2 separate regions of the Mus musculus genome follow, and region 2 is linked to region 1. Evidence: chromatin loops called from intact Hi-C (ENCODE). Cell type or tissue: left cerebral cortex. All regions are shown on one strand. Each heading gives the region's core, and the rest is flanking DNA. Links, peaks and the distances in the headings are about the cores only. Region 1 holds the start of Dpp8 (dipeptidylpeptidase 8). Region 2 holds the start of Clpx (caseinolytic mitochondrial matrix peptidase chaperone subunit).

Evidence for each region. A loop is a pair of places that touch in the nucleus more often than their neighbours do. Peaks named below come from ENCODE experiments on the same cell type or tissue, not always from the same donor. Only the 100,000 strongest peaks of a DNase experiment are listed, where the experiment ranks them.
Region 2: it touches region 1 in a loop (2.1-fold over the local background); 2 of 42 quality-filtered maps call a loop at or near these places.

Annotation. Positions count from the first base shown.
Region 1 is chr9:65,027,925-65,034,718 of GRCm38, reverse strand. It overlaps Dpp8 (dipeptidylpeptidase 8), which reads right to left and starts at 2,261. Exons shown (of 21, transcript NM_028906.2): 1 at 2,096-2,261. It overlaps Gm39362 (a long non-coding RNA gene), which reads left to right and starts at 3,307. Exons shown (of 3, transcript XR_870867.3): 1 at 3,307-4,906; 2 at 5,768-5,871. In left cerebral cortex, for the core only: CTCF peaks have their summits at 2,195, 2,398 and 3,235 (motif pointing right); DNase peaks (open chromatin) are centred at 1,808, 2,332 and 3,089; H3K4me3 peaks cover 1,346 bases; H3K27ac peaks cover 1,392 bases.
Region 2 is chr9:65,291,421-65,298,214 of GRCm38, reverse strand. Clpx (caseinolytic mitochondrial matrix peptidase chaperone subunit) reads right to left here and starts at 3,955. Exons shown (of 14, transcript NM_011802.3): 1 at 3,650-3,955. The coding sequence starts at 3,728. It also overlaps the pseudogene Gm16218. In left cerebral cortex, for the core only: a CTCF peak has its summit at 4,012; DNase peaks (open chromatin) are centred at 3,108 and 4,032; H3K4me3 peaks cover 2,465 bases; H3K27ac peaks cover 1,317 bases.

The sequences.
Region 1 (6,794 bases), core at 68-5,067:
GTTTGTGTTGATAGGTCTTACAAACCCTATGCAGGTCTTGAATTTAGTCCTCTTGCTTCAGCTTCCTGAGTGTGGAAATTGCAGACCTTTGCTAATGAGCTCGACCCTAAGATTACTTTTTTTCCAGAAATGTATAACTCAAATTGCGTAGTTAAGTTCTAACAGTAGGTGTAAATCTTGATGTCCAGACACATTCAAGGGAAAATGATAGGTTTTAAAAACTGCAAAAGCGGACCAGAGATGGCTCAGCAGTTAAGAGTTAATAATGATATTGCAGAGGCCCCAAGTTTGGTTCTCAGTAGCCATTTCTGGCTGCTCACAACCACCCATAAGACCAGTTCTCAGGGGGATCCAATACCTCTGGTTTCTATGGGAACTGCACTCACATGCACATACCCTCACGCATACACACAAACCTTTTTAAAAAGGCATATAGATGTGAGGTGTCAACTGTAAAGCCTTGACTTTGGCGGATGTAATGTATTTCTAGGGTCAGGGAATTAGTTCAAAAGGCAAAAGCACTGTGGCAGAAACCCAAAGATCCCAGGGAAGCCAGGGGAGCATTGGAGCGGCTGTCAATCCAGCAGCCCGAATGCAGCAAGGGAGGCATACATAGGAGAACCGCTGAAGTTGATCAGCTAGCCTGGGATACACAGCAATTGCGACTCTGCCTCAACGAAGTGTAAAGGGAGGACTCCCAAAAGTTATCCTCCGACTTCCACACGATCCCGAAGACATGTGCGTGTAGAGCCGCGAGCACACACAAGCACACACACACACAAAGACAGAATTTATTTCTATGTGCCTATGTTCCTTTTACATGATGTCATAACGAGCTGATGAAAGAATAAATTCAGTACAATAAAAAATGTGTATTATAGGTCATTGTTTGCAGAAAGGGAACTTGAATTTAACAACTAAATTTTGTTCACTTCTCTGTTTGTAGCCAAGGTTAATCTTGAACTCAAGATCCTCTTGCCTCGGCCTCGCAAATGCTGGGGTTACAGGTATGCAGCACTATACCCAGCTACAATTTCTGACAAAGCTGTCCTATTCTTTAAGAGTACTCCATTTTGCCTTCTTTTTCTTGCCATAATATTGAGAATAAGTGAGATAGGTAGCTTTTCTAAAAAATAATCACGAAGCCAGTTGATAGTCTAGCTTAGGGGGAAAAATGTGTGTTATTTTTGCAACAGTAAATAATATGTTATCAGTTTAGACTCCAAGCTCTGTATGCCACATAGAGATGAAGAAGCTATGTGGCAAGAGGAGGGTAAAAATGTTAGCAGCAATAGGCTAAGAGTCAAGACACCTCCCCAAAGCGCGAAGCCCCTCATTCTGAAAAATGACATATTGTGTTAAAAAGAGCTTCGGGATTCTTGGGGTGGGGTCTCTAGAAATGGCATCCCGTAGCTTTTTACGGTAAGAACCAATCAGTCGTCTAGACCCTGCACACCTCACTGGAGCCTAGCCATTTCACTTTTCTGTGTCTACAGCTGAGAAAGTTTATCCGACGTAAAGGGCTTGAAAGCTATGAATGAGGAAGGAGGAGAGGTGTGGCAGCGAATGTGGCGCGAGAGGACAGTAGGAACAGCAAGGCTTAGTTAAAAGAGGATGAGCAAGCTGGACAGGAAGGGCAAGGACCCTGCTGCGAATGCGTGGAACAGAATGGCAGCGAGACAGTGAGCGCGGAGGGATGGATCTAGAGTGAAGCAGGAGGGAGGGAGGAAGGAACACCCGGCTAGGGGAAAGCAGCGAGTCCAAAGGCGAATCCCATCCGCCACTGGCGGACCTCAGGCGAACCCCTTCGCCTCTGCGGATTTCCGTTTCCTCCTCCGAATGCCCGGACTGTCCCCGGCATCCCAACCCAAGCCAGGCTCTATCAAGATAACGGACGTGGGAGTCCGAGCGGGCAGCAGCCAGCGTTCAGGGGCGCCCAGTGAACGTTGGCAGCCTCGCAATCCGAGTGTGCGCTTCCTCTTCCGGCCAACGGGGCCCAGCCACCCGCTCTCCCGGCGGGAGCGGCCCGAGGGCGGCCGGCCGGAGCTCCGTGGCCTCGCGGGCGCAGGGGAGGGAGAGCGGGCGGATACTGCACCTTCCCCCCGGGCCCGCCCGGACCGTCCGGATGCGCTATGGAGCGGGCCTACGCCGCTTCATGCCGCGCCGCCTCCGCTCCCGTCGGGGCCACAGCAGCTTCCTCGGCGGCGGCCCCCGCGGCCCCCAGGCAGCGGACGAAGGGACTTAAAAGCGGCGGAGGCGAAGACAGCACCGGAGGCCTCGGCACTTCCGGTTCCCCGAGCCCCGCCCTCCGACAGAGGAAGGCTAGCGGCCGGACCAAGAAAGGATGACTCTCGCTTCTGTGCGCGAGGGGGCCCCACAGCGCCACCGAGCGGCGGGAGGAGGTGCCGCACGTGGACTGCCTGACAGGAGGGAAAACATACAAGGTTAGAAGAGAAAGCAACATTCACCCCACCTCTGTTAGCTACTCAAAGTAAATAAACTTCATGTTCACTGGCCGGTGGGATGGCTCAGCAGGTACAGGCACCTGGGCCTACAAGATTTCTGAAAGAACAAGCCAGGTCCAGCAGGCGCTTATCCAACCTCTATATCCAATCTCTGTCTGTCTCTGTCTCCCTCTCTCTGTCTCTCTGTCTCCCTGTCTCTGTCTCTCTGTCTCTCTCTCTCACTCACACACACATCCCTGCGTTAGAGCAGAAAGCCAAAATTCCTGCCTTTTTGAGATGACAGAGGCCAACCATGGCTTTGGAGACCTCAGCATTACAGTTATGACGGAAAAAAACAAACAAACAAATGTGAATTTGGATACAGAAATTTTTCTTTTCTTTTCTTTTTTCTTTTTTTAATTTTTTTTTCAGTGACGTTTACATTTTATTTACGTCAGTAGCACTAAAATACATTCCTCCTTGAGGGTCACATTTCCACAACACACATTAACACCAATCCATACTCCATAAGTGCCCACACCACCTCCCACCAAAACCAAGCAAACTCAGCAAACACTTCCTGGTCACTTCCTCAAAACCCGGGTGGGTCCTGTCCCGGCTCCTAGCTACGGCAGTGCCCAGAACTCACAAAGCTTCCCCTTTCCACACTGCGGACCCATCTCAAGCTCACCAACACTGTTCATCATGTGCTCATTTTTTTCTTTTTTTTTTTTTTTTTAACTAATTGATTATTTATTTTATGTATATGAGTGCTCTATCAGCATGTACACCTGCATGCCAGAAGAGGGCATCAGATCCCATTATAGATGACTGTGAGCCACCATGTGGTTGCTGGGAATTAAACTCTGGACCTCTGGAGCAGCAGCCAGCGCTCTTAACCTCTGAACCATCATCTCTCTAGCCTCCAGAACTTTAATGTTAAAGATCTTTAGTAGACCACCCATTCTTTGTTGGGTTGGGGTCTTCTCTCTGTAAATGGATATAACAACATTGGCATTCAGTAGTGATAAAAGCTAACAATGCCTGTGGCACTGAGACATGAAAGATGGAGAAATAAGGCCTGGAGGTGGCTGCTACACTGAGAGGCAGGTCCCTTGACCCATCATTTATTTCCTAATCCACACTGTACGTTAGCTGAGGGAAAGAGTGGGGAAAGAAGTGTAAAGGTAGCTGGGAAAGTAGGCAGAGACCAGACTGGTGGAGGAGCTATGCCTCCCCAGTTCCTGTTACTGTCTTTGGGAGCTGTGTATCAGTGGGATTATTGTAATGGCATTAAGAGAGGACCCACAGGCACCATGTCCTACTGCAGTGTGTACTGACCCACTGTGAGGTTAAAGGAGCCTTCCCTTGAATTTTTTTCTTTTTTCTTTTTGATGTTGAGCTCCCTAAAAGAAAGGACAGTAGGGGCTGGAGAGACGGCTCAGTGGTTAGGAGTACCAACTGCTTTTCCAGAGGTCCCGAGTTCAATTCCCAGCAACCACATGGTGGCTCACAACCATCTGTAATGGGATCCGATGCTGTCTTCTAGTATGTCTGAGGACAGACAGTACTCTCATATATGTAAAATAAATAAAATCTTTTAAAAGAGAAAAAGAACAGTGGTTTTCTCTAAGTATCCCATTTGACGTCTCTGATCTGAGAGCACGTTTTAAGACTCTAAATACATACACCTACTCCATTATCAAAATACAGTGTGCTATCTTGAATTTCCTTTGGGCTCATGGATTCTCTATCATTTGCTGACGCTATTCTCAAATCTGGGCCCACAAAGAGCGAGGGAAAAGGACACATCTGATTTTTGTGCAGTTTGCGTCCTCATAATGAATTAGAAGAAAGGCCTGGTGGTACAGGCTGGAAATCCCAGTACTCAGGAAGTTGAGGCAGGAGGATTCTGTCTGAGTTCAGGACCAGTCTGGACAACAGAGACAGAGACAGAGACAGAGACAGAGACTCAGATTTGTAAGTTTTCAGAGTTATTTTCTCTCTCCTCCACTGTGGTTAAGATGAACAAACAAACCCTCCCCGGCTAGGACTGTATCTCTGCAGTAGGACAGGTGCTTAGCAGCAGGGTGTGGTGCCTTGCACCTGTAGGTCCCTGTTTGGGAAACTAGATAAGAGAACTGCCGTGAGCTTGAGCTTAGCCTAAGCTATCCAGTGAGATGGAGGCCAGCCCAGCTTATATAGTGCTTTCTAGACCAGGCAAGCCTTGCTACAGAGTGTGACCCCGTCTCTAGCTCCTCCTCTTCCCCCTCACAGATGTGCTTGGCACATCTGAAGCCTTGGACTCAATCCCCCAGCACCGAGGCTTCTAAACAGCCCTCAGATTCTGGTGAAGCTGTAGGGCAGCGTCTGTAGCACCGCATCTTGCCAACACCACCTATGTCCGTACAGCCACGGAGCAGAGGTCCTAGCCAGAGCTGAGCTGGGCCTTAGTGGAGAGGGTAGGTTTGTGCGGAGTTCCAAGCTGTCTCCCCTGGGAAAATGCTAGAAAGATACTTCTCTAATATTTCATGCAACATCTCTCCCTGCAGCTTCCTATGTGGTTTTCTTTCCCCCTTGCCAAGAACATAAAAGCTGCTTAGCACAATCGAGAATTGTCTCTTCAGGGGTAGGTGTCCAGTAACTCCCATCTCAGGGGTGGGTGTCCCATAGCTCATCCCTCATCAGTGTGTGTCCCACTGAAAGATCCTGACAGAATGTAAAAGGTCACAGAAGCCCTGAAATTGGCAAGATAGATTTCATTGTTAGCAGAACTAGCTTCACTAATTTAGAAAAATAGAGGTGCACAATGCTCTGGCCACTCCTTGAACCCTTGTGTCTGCCAGTGTTTTGACCGTTCCTTGAACCCATGTGTGTGCCCGCTGATGAAGCCCATTGCCAGGTGTTTGTGATATTGGTTGCTGGGAAAGAGTCAGAAAATCTCCCAAGCAACCACAGCAGGGCCAATCCGGAGTTGCTACATCTACACCAGACTCTTTCCTTGTACCCCTTCCATACCCATTTTTTTTTTTTTTGAGAATAGACATTGTTTAGATCTGGAAATCCCCTAATCCCCCCTTCTCCTTTCCCCCCTGAGGGCCTATAAAAACGTGGACCCCTTTCCCCTCGTGATCGACTCCTCTACCCCTGCATGGGATATGAGTCGTCCCCAGAGCTCTGGCTTTCCCCGAATAAAGCCTCATGTGGTTTGCATCAAGCTTGGTCTCTTGTGAGTTCTTGGGTGTCCACTATTGCCCCGAGGCCTGAGCAAGGGGCTCCTTTCAGAGTCTTTCTCTACAATTCATGTCTCCCTTTTGTTTCAGCACAGTCTTTTTCAGTGTGCCTGTCAAGATTCCTGAGAAGCACCAGGAATGGTGGGGCACACTTTTAACCCCAGCACTCTGGAGGAAAAGACTGAGATATCTAGGTGAGTTTAAGGCCAGCCTGGTCTACAAAGTGATCTTCAGGTCAAACAGTGCTACACAGAGACAACTGTCTCAAAAAAAAACCAAAAAAACAAAAACAAAACAAACAAACAAACAACAAAAAAACTAAACCAAACCACCACCACCACCAGCAGCAGCAGCAGCAGCAGCAGCAGCAGCAGCAGCAAACCCTGAGAAGCCTGCCCGATTCCTTTGTGCCCACTTTATGTGAACAAGTGAGTGAGCGGCTGAACCTAAGTGTCTCATTACATCTCTACTGGCCAAGCAAGTCAGGCCTTGCCAGGTCTTGTTATATGTTATTGATAAAGCTTAGCTGGTTCTATGCTGCTCTGTAGTTTGGCACTGAACAGGAAAAGACAAGTTACCTAGGCTATGAAGTGTGACTAAGACAGCACCCCAGGTAATGGGGCTTCGAGAGGTGGCTTAGCAGTTAAGAACACTTGATCTGCCAGGCATGGTAGCGCATGCCTTTAATCCCAGCACTTGGGAGGCAGAGGCAGGCGGATTTCTGAGTTTGAGGCCAGCCTGGTCTACAGAGTGAGTTCCAGGCCAGCCAGGGCTACACAGAGAAATCCTGTCTCAAAAACCAAAACCAAACCAAAACAAAAAAACCCCACTTGATCCAGGGCTGGGGAGATGGCTTAGTGGTTAAGAACACTGGGTCCTATTGAAGAGGATCCAGGTTCAGTCCCCAGCACCCACATGCAGCTCACACTTGTCTGTAACTTCAGTTCCAGGACTTCTGACCCCCTCACACAGACTTGTGTTCAGGCAAAATAGCAATGAGCAGCAAATAAAAAAAAAAATTTTTTTTTTTAAAGGTGTGTGCCACCACGCCCGGCACAAATAAAAATTTTAAAAGAACTCTTAAAGCTCTTGGGCACCAGGAACTCACATAGTGAAT
Region 2 (6,794 bases), core at 1,200-6,199, 260 kb before region 1:
ATCAGGCCTTGTTCTAAAGTCATCATTCAGTTCCTAACAGTGATGGTGAAGCACGGCTATACCTGACCACTATACCTGACTACCTTTTCCTTTTCATTTATCATTACTGTGTATCTATGCGTGATGTGTATGTGGGGGTGCATATGCTATGGTGTGGATGTGGAGGTCAGAGGACAACTCTGTGCAGTCCTCCTGACTTTAGCTCAGTTTCAGGGAACAAACTAAGATTGAACAAAGGAGGTGAATGGCCTTTGATTAAAAATTCTGTTTTTCTTGCGATCTTCCCTCGCTATCACCATGGAGCAAATGAATGTTCTGGCAGATGCTCTCCAGAGCATCATCAACGCTGAGAAGAGAGGCAAACACCAGGTCCTCATCAGGCCAAGTTCTAAAGTCATCATTCGGTTCCTAACAGTGATGGTGAAGCACAGCTATACCAGTGAATTTGAGGTCATTGATGATCACAGAGCTGGGAAGATGGCTGTGAACCTCACAGGAAGGTTCAACAAGTGTGGAGTTATAAGCCCTAGATTTGATGTCCAACTCAAAGACCTGGAGAGATGGCAGAGCAAACTGCTCCCATCACGGCAGTTTGGTTTCATTGTGCTGACAACCTCTGTTGGAATCATGGACCATGAAGAGGCAAGATGAAAACATGCAAGAGGGCCTGGCGTGGTGGCGCATGCCTTTAATGTGAAAATGTGTGATTCTGACTGGTGACAAAGTCACAGACACTTGAAAGACTGTTATGACTTATGGTCTACTTTGATAATTAAAGAAAATGCCATTTTCTAGCTAAAGATTAGTGGAAATAAGGTTTAAGAAACCTGAATCCTACCTATTGACCCCTGAAGGACCTGTGAACTTCAGGTGAAAAAACCCTGAAAGCTAGGGAGATATCTCTGTACATTTTGCAACACTGTTTGGCAGTAATGATAAATGCCAGTTAAAAGTTAAACCATCAGCCGGGCAATGGTGGCGCACACCTTTAATCCCAGCACTGGGGAGGCAGAGGCAGGTGGATTTCTGAGTTCCAGGACAGCCATGTCTACAGAGTGAGTTCCAGGACAGCCAGGGCTACACAGAAAAACTGTCTCAAAAAACAAAAACAAAAAACAAAAAAAAGTTAAACTATCTATGGACATGTCATACAGATAAAGCCTTTTGAGTTTCAGAGCAGCTGCCTTCTAAAATAATAAAATAATGAACATTTAAGGCTGTTAGGAAGTAGAAGAAAGTTGGGCCTGGTGACTCAGAACTGAGTCCCAGCTGCTGTGATGGCTGAGGCAGGAGAATGGCAAGTTCAAGACCTGCAAGGGTTACAAAGAGAACTTGGTGAAGCATTGTCTCAAAACAAAATATTCTTAAAGGACCAAGCACCTGCCTAGCATGTGTAAGGCCCTTGGTTCAATGTCCCACTATGGCAAAAACAGAAATATAAAGAGTGGTCCACAGCTGATGCAGGAGGACCACGAGTTTGACAGCAACTCAAATACACAGTGAGTTCCAGGAAAGCATCAGCTACATAGTGAAACAATGATGTAATTTACTTTTTAAATTTTATAAACTGTGTATGGGTGTTTTATCTGCATGTATATCTGTTACCACATGTGTGCCTATGAAGGCCAGAAGGTGTTAAGATCCCTAGAAGTGTAAAGATGGTGTGAGTTACCATACAGGTACTGCGAATTGCACTTAGGTTCTCTGGAAGAGCAGTCAGTTCTCTTTGGAGCAGTATCTCCAGTCACAACTTATTCAGCTTTTAATATATATATGTATATATATTATATATAACATATTTAAATGATTTTTTTTCTTTTGGGTGATAAGCTCTCACTTTATAGCACAGACTGGCTTAAATACCATGGCAACCCTCCAAAGTGTGGAGGTTATTAGCATGAGCCAACACCATACCTAACTTTTTGTTTTCTGAGACAGGTTTTCATGTCATCCAGACTAATGTGAACTCTCTATGCAGCTGATGTTGGCCTTGAGTCCCAGATCCTACCTGGATTCTTCATTTTGAACTAAGGATCTACAAAACTTTACAAATAATCTAGCTTGGCAGTGGTGGCGCACGCCTTTAGTCCCAGCACTTGGGAGGCAGAGGCCAGCCTGGTCTACAGAGTGAGTTCCAGGACAGCCAGGGCTACACAGAGAAACCCTGCCTTGAAACAAACAAACAAACAAACAAAAAGTCTGTCTGTCCGCTCTTTACTACTTACAGGACTCTATCTCTCTTTCTACCTTATAGGCCCAGGGTTGAAGTCAGGTTGTCAGACTGGGCAGCAAATACTTTTATTTGCTGAGCTATCTTTCTAACCCATTTGTCAAGTCCATTTAAAAAATATATACATCAGCTGGGCGTGGTGGCACAGGCCTTTAATCTGAATCCAAGGCCAAGACTGGTGTACAGAGTTCCAGAGACCTGGCTTGCCCCTGCCTAAAGACTGCCGGAACTAAAGTCATGTGCTATAACCTCCGGGCTGAAGCTAGAATTCTTTGACTAAATCTTATCAAGAACTCCTCCTGTCTAAAACACGTACCCTTTTTAATGCTGTTGTCAACCAAATTTAAACATGATGAATTTAATACCCCTAGTACCAAACTGTAATACCTTAAGCCCTCAACGAATGTAGGTCAAACAATACATTAAAATTATGTTTCTTTCCAGTGTTTACAAATCAAACCTCTGGAACTGGGACACCTACTTGAGGTGTGGCAATGTTTTAAGACTAAATCTTACACTTACGTGTCAATACTAAATGCTTCCGCCTATGTTACTCCATTTCATGTGTATTATAAACTGCCAATTATACAGTTAGTAGACAATGATGATTTTAGAATTAGTCAAAAAAAAAAAAAAAAGGAAAACTGCTTTTATTGATCCAAGGATCGTCATGAAAAGACATCTGTAAGTTCAGAGCCTAACAAGACCTAGCCTTACAATCTGATATGCATAGACTTGTGGGAAAGAAAAACGGGTTTCATTCCCGGAATCTCTTGGCAGGTGTGCACTCTGTCACAGGTCCTGATGAATAGAGAAGCAAAGTAAACAAGAGCCACTCCACTCTTAGAGGCTGATCCCAGCTGTCAAGCTGGGGAAGCGGGCGAATGACTGTTGCTAAATTTAAGTATTTCAGGAATTCCAGCGGTCGTTTTCGCCCCACCTCCCCGCTGCTTTCTTGGGACCCCAAGTTTCCCAAATATCTTGGGACCCCAAGTTTCCCAAATATCTGGAAGGCCAGCGAGCTGTGTTTACGTCTTGTCGTCCCCGAGACCGCACAATGTCAGTGACACCCTTGCGCTGCCGGTCCAGGCGACTAGCCCGACAACCGGGCACAGACTCCCCAAAAGTGACAGGCCCCAAGAAGGGCTGCACGGGGGACACTTTTAACGAGTGTTGCGTCGCACTCGGTTGTTCTCCCTGAGTTGAGGCGAGATGGCCTCATTCCAGCCCCCAAACTCCGAAGGCCCGAGAGCTCACAGGCCAGCGATAGCCCACCGGGTTTCCTTCCAATCCGACAGCCAGGTACTCCAGAGGCTCGTAGCGCCTCGCAGCCTTCAAGCCCTCCTCTCCCCCCGGGATCCCCACAGGTTCACTCGCCGAGAGCCCAGAGCGGGCACCGGCTCGGGACTACTTCGTTACCTCTCTGCGCGGAGGTGAGCGAAGTGGTGAGAAGCCGGGCGGCCGCAGCGCCGCAGGTACAAGCGCCGCAACTGGACATCTCCGCGGGGCCTAGGCCAGGGCTTCGCGCCCTGAGGATCGAGGGGGCTCAGCGACCCGATCGTGTCGCGCGAGTGTTCCGCTGACTGGCTCCGCTCCCTTCCGTCGGTTCTATGCTGGCGCAGCGTTTTCCCCACCAGGCAGCCAGGCCTGGACGATCCCAGCGTCCCACCGCCTTCTACTCACCGGAGTAGGCTCCTCCCCTCCTCCCCTCCCTCCCTACTCTCCCCCATTCCCCGCCCACCCCGGCCGGGGAGCGTGCGCGCGCTTGCGTCCTAGACCCAGGAGGAGGCGTGAGTTTACGCTGCGCATGCGTGGAGACTAACGTGATTCCAGAGAATGGGGCGGTAACCTGGGCACCAATGAGCGCGCTACGGCAAGCGGCGAACCCAAAATTTTGCGGTCGCCTAATTTCTCGGGAAGTCTCTTTATTCGGATGTTAAAAAGTTTTAGACCCAAAGAGACACGCGCCGTGTCGGGAGTTGACCCTACGCTTCTTAGGAGCAGGGGAAATAAAAGCGCAAAAAGGTGAGGATCTTTTTTAAGTGATCCGAAAACTAAGAATGTAATTCAGTGGTAAAGACCATAATCCCACATAATAATTATAAACAGACAGTAACTACCAGGCGCTTGCACTTCGGCAAGTTCCTTCCTTCATGGACTCTATATCCTGGCTTCCTTTATGTTCGCTGTTTCGTTTCATTTGCAGCATGGAAATGGTCTCCTAATCCCACTCCCACTCCGAGCAACAAGCTGGATAGAGCTAGCTTTCCTTGCTCTTTCAAGCTTTGTGATGATAAAGTTTTCAGTCGGGGCTAGTTGCCTGTGTGGATTTTTGTTTTGGTTTTCTGAGCGAGGGTTTGTCTGTGTAACCTTGGCTGTCCAAGAACTCCCTCTGTAGACCAGGCTGACCTCGAATTTAAGAGTACTGCCTCTAACACCATATGGGTTTTATTTGGGTTTGGTTTGGAATTTATGCCAGAGTAATTATATATATATCATCAACTCTAGCCGCCAAATTGCTAGGTGGCCTGGAACTTGTTCTGTAGCTGAAAATGGCTCTGAACATCTGATGCCTGTGCTCCCACCTCTAGATGAGACTACCGAGTTGTACCACACCCTGCTGGAACCTTTAGACAGAAACTGTGAGGAAAGAGAATTAAGCCAGGATCAACACCAGTTCACTTACATTAACCAGCGTCAATCTCCAGCCAGAAAAGTGACTTCCAGTTCCCCGGGTCTAGCTCACAGAAGGGGAATTCCAGGTGGTTCATACTACTACAGGGTTCTTTCTTAGAGAGCTGACTCGTGGTAACACCTCATGGTAAAGTTTCAGAGATGAAAGAGAATTCTTGTCTTTCTTCACTAAGACCCACTCCTTCTTCAGCTGCATCCAGGAATACAGTTGTGAGGAGAGACTCAAGTCCTCTCAGTATGTTGCTTTCCAACTGTGTTCTTAGACTCTCTCAGAAGCTCTCCCTCCATGGATGCTGTGAGCAAACCAAGAGGGCTGTCTCTGGCTTCTCCCGCCCAAAAAGAGAAGTTATGGGTTTTTTTGTTTTTGTTTTTTCGAGACAGGGTTTCTCTGTGTAGCCCTGGCTGTCCTAGAACTCACTCTGTAGACCAGGCTGGCCTCGAACTCAGAAATCCGCCTGCCTCTGCCTCCCAAGTGCTGGGATTAAAGGCGTGTTCCACCACTCCCGGCTTCACACACATTTTTTAAAAATCTTTGCTTCATGCATAGGAACATTTTGCCTGCATGAATGTGAGTGCATCACAAGTGTGCCTGTTGAATCCCCTGGACCTAGGGTTAATCATGGCTGTGAATCACCATGTGGGTGATGGGAACCTGGTACCTCTGCAAGAGCAACGTGCTCTTAAATGCTGAGTCATATCTCCAGTTCTAAAAATATTTTTTAAAAAGACAAGCAGCAAAGCCAGGTGATGGTGGTACATGCCTTTAATCCCAGCACTTGGGATTAAAGAGTCAGGTGGATTTCTGAGTTCAAGCTCAGCCTGATCTACAGCTCAAGCTTCAGGACAGCCAAGGCTGCATGGAGAAACCCTGCCTCAAAAAAAAAAAAAAATCATGTATATGGGTGTTTTGCCTACATTGTATGTGCACCATGTGCATAGAGTGTCCAAGGAGGCCAGAAGATGCTGTCAAATCCTTTGGAACTAGATAGTTGTGAGCAGCCCTGTATGTGGGTACTGGGAAAGAGCCCAGATCCTCTGAAGAGCAGCCATCTCTTCAGCACTACTACCTCCTCCTTTTGATATGAAAGTATTAACTAACACTCATCATCGTTGTAATTACTAAAAAAGTTATTCTCCTGGCTTCTGCTGAATCAGTGACCCAAACAATAGCAAAGATTGTGCCCACATATTAGGACTGAGTTGAGTCCAGAAAAAGCATATAGGTCAATAATTTATATTACTTTTTTTTTACCCACTTGTGCTAGCAGGCCCTGAATTGTCAACATTTCTACCGTATGATTACATTTTCATAAGCCCAGTGAGATAGTCCATGAATCATAGCCCTTTAGTACACTTACTGAAAAGGAAGGGCTCACTGGAAAAACCACTTAAGTCTTTAAAACAAACCAGGATTTGCCTGGTCTCATTGTGTGGGTAGAGACCTGTTGGTAGTGTTAAATTTTTGCTTTCATGGGCTGTCTCCCAGTATTTGTAGATTCTGTCAAGGTGATAATTAACATTAATCCTCATACTACACAAGCAAGAGGACTTCAGTTCAAGCCTCAGAATCCACAGCAGCAAGCTAATAAAGCAGCCGGGTGTGGTGGCATGTGCTTAGAAACCAGCATCCTCAGCCTTGCCTACTCACCGGCTCCAGGCCAATGGGAGGCACAGCCTTAAAACCTAGGAGGACGGCTCCTAATGACCAGTGCCTGAAACGATCCTCTGGCCTTCAGATGCACATGCACACATGCACTTCCACACATATGTGCACGCACATGGACATCTACACACATGACATTTTAAGGAATGAATGGAAAAATCTTCCTACTGTTTGGCAGAAGCTCTTCTGCTAAACGTTTCTGATATG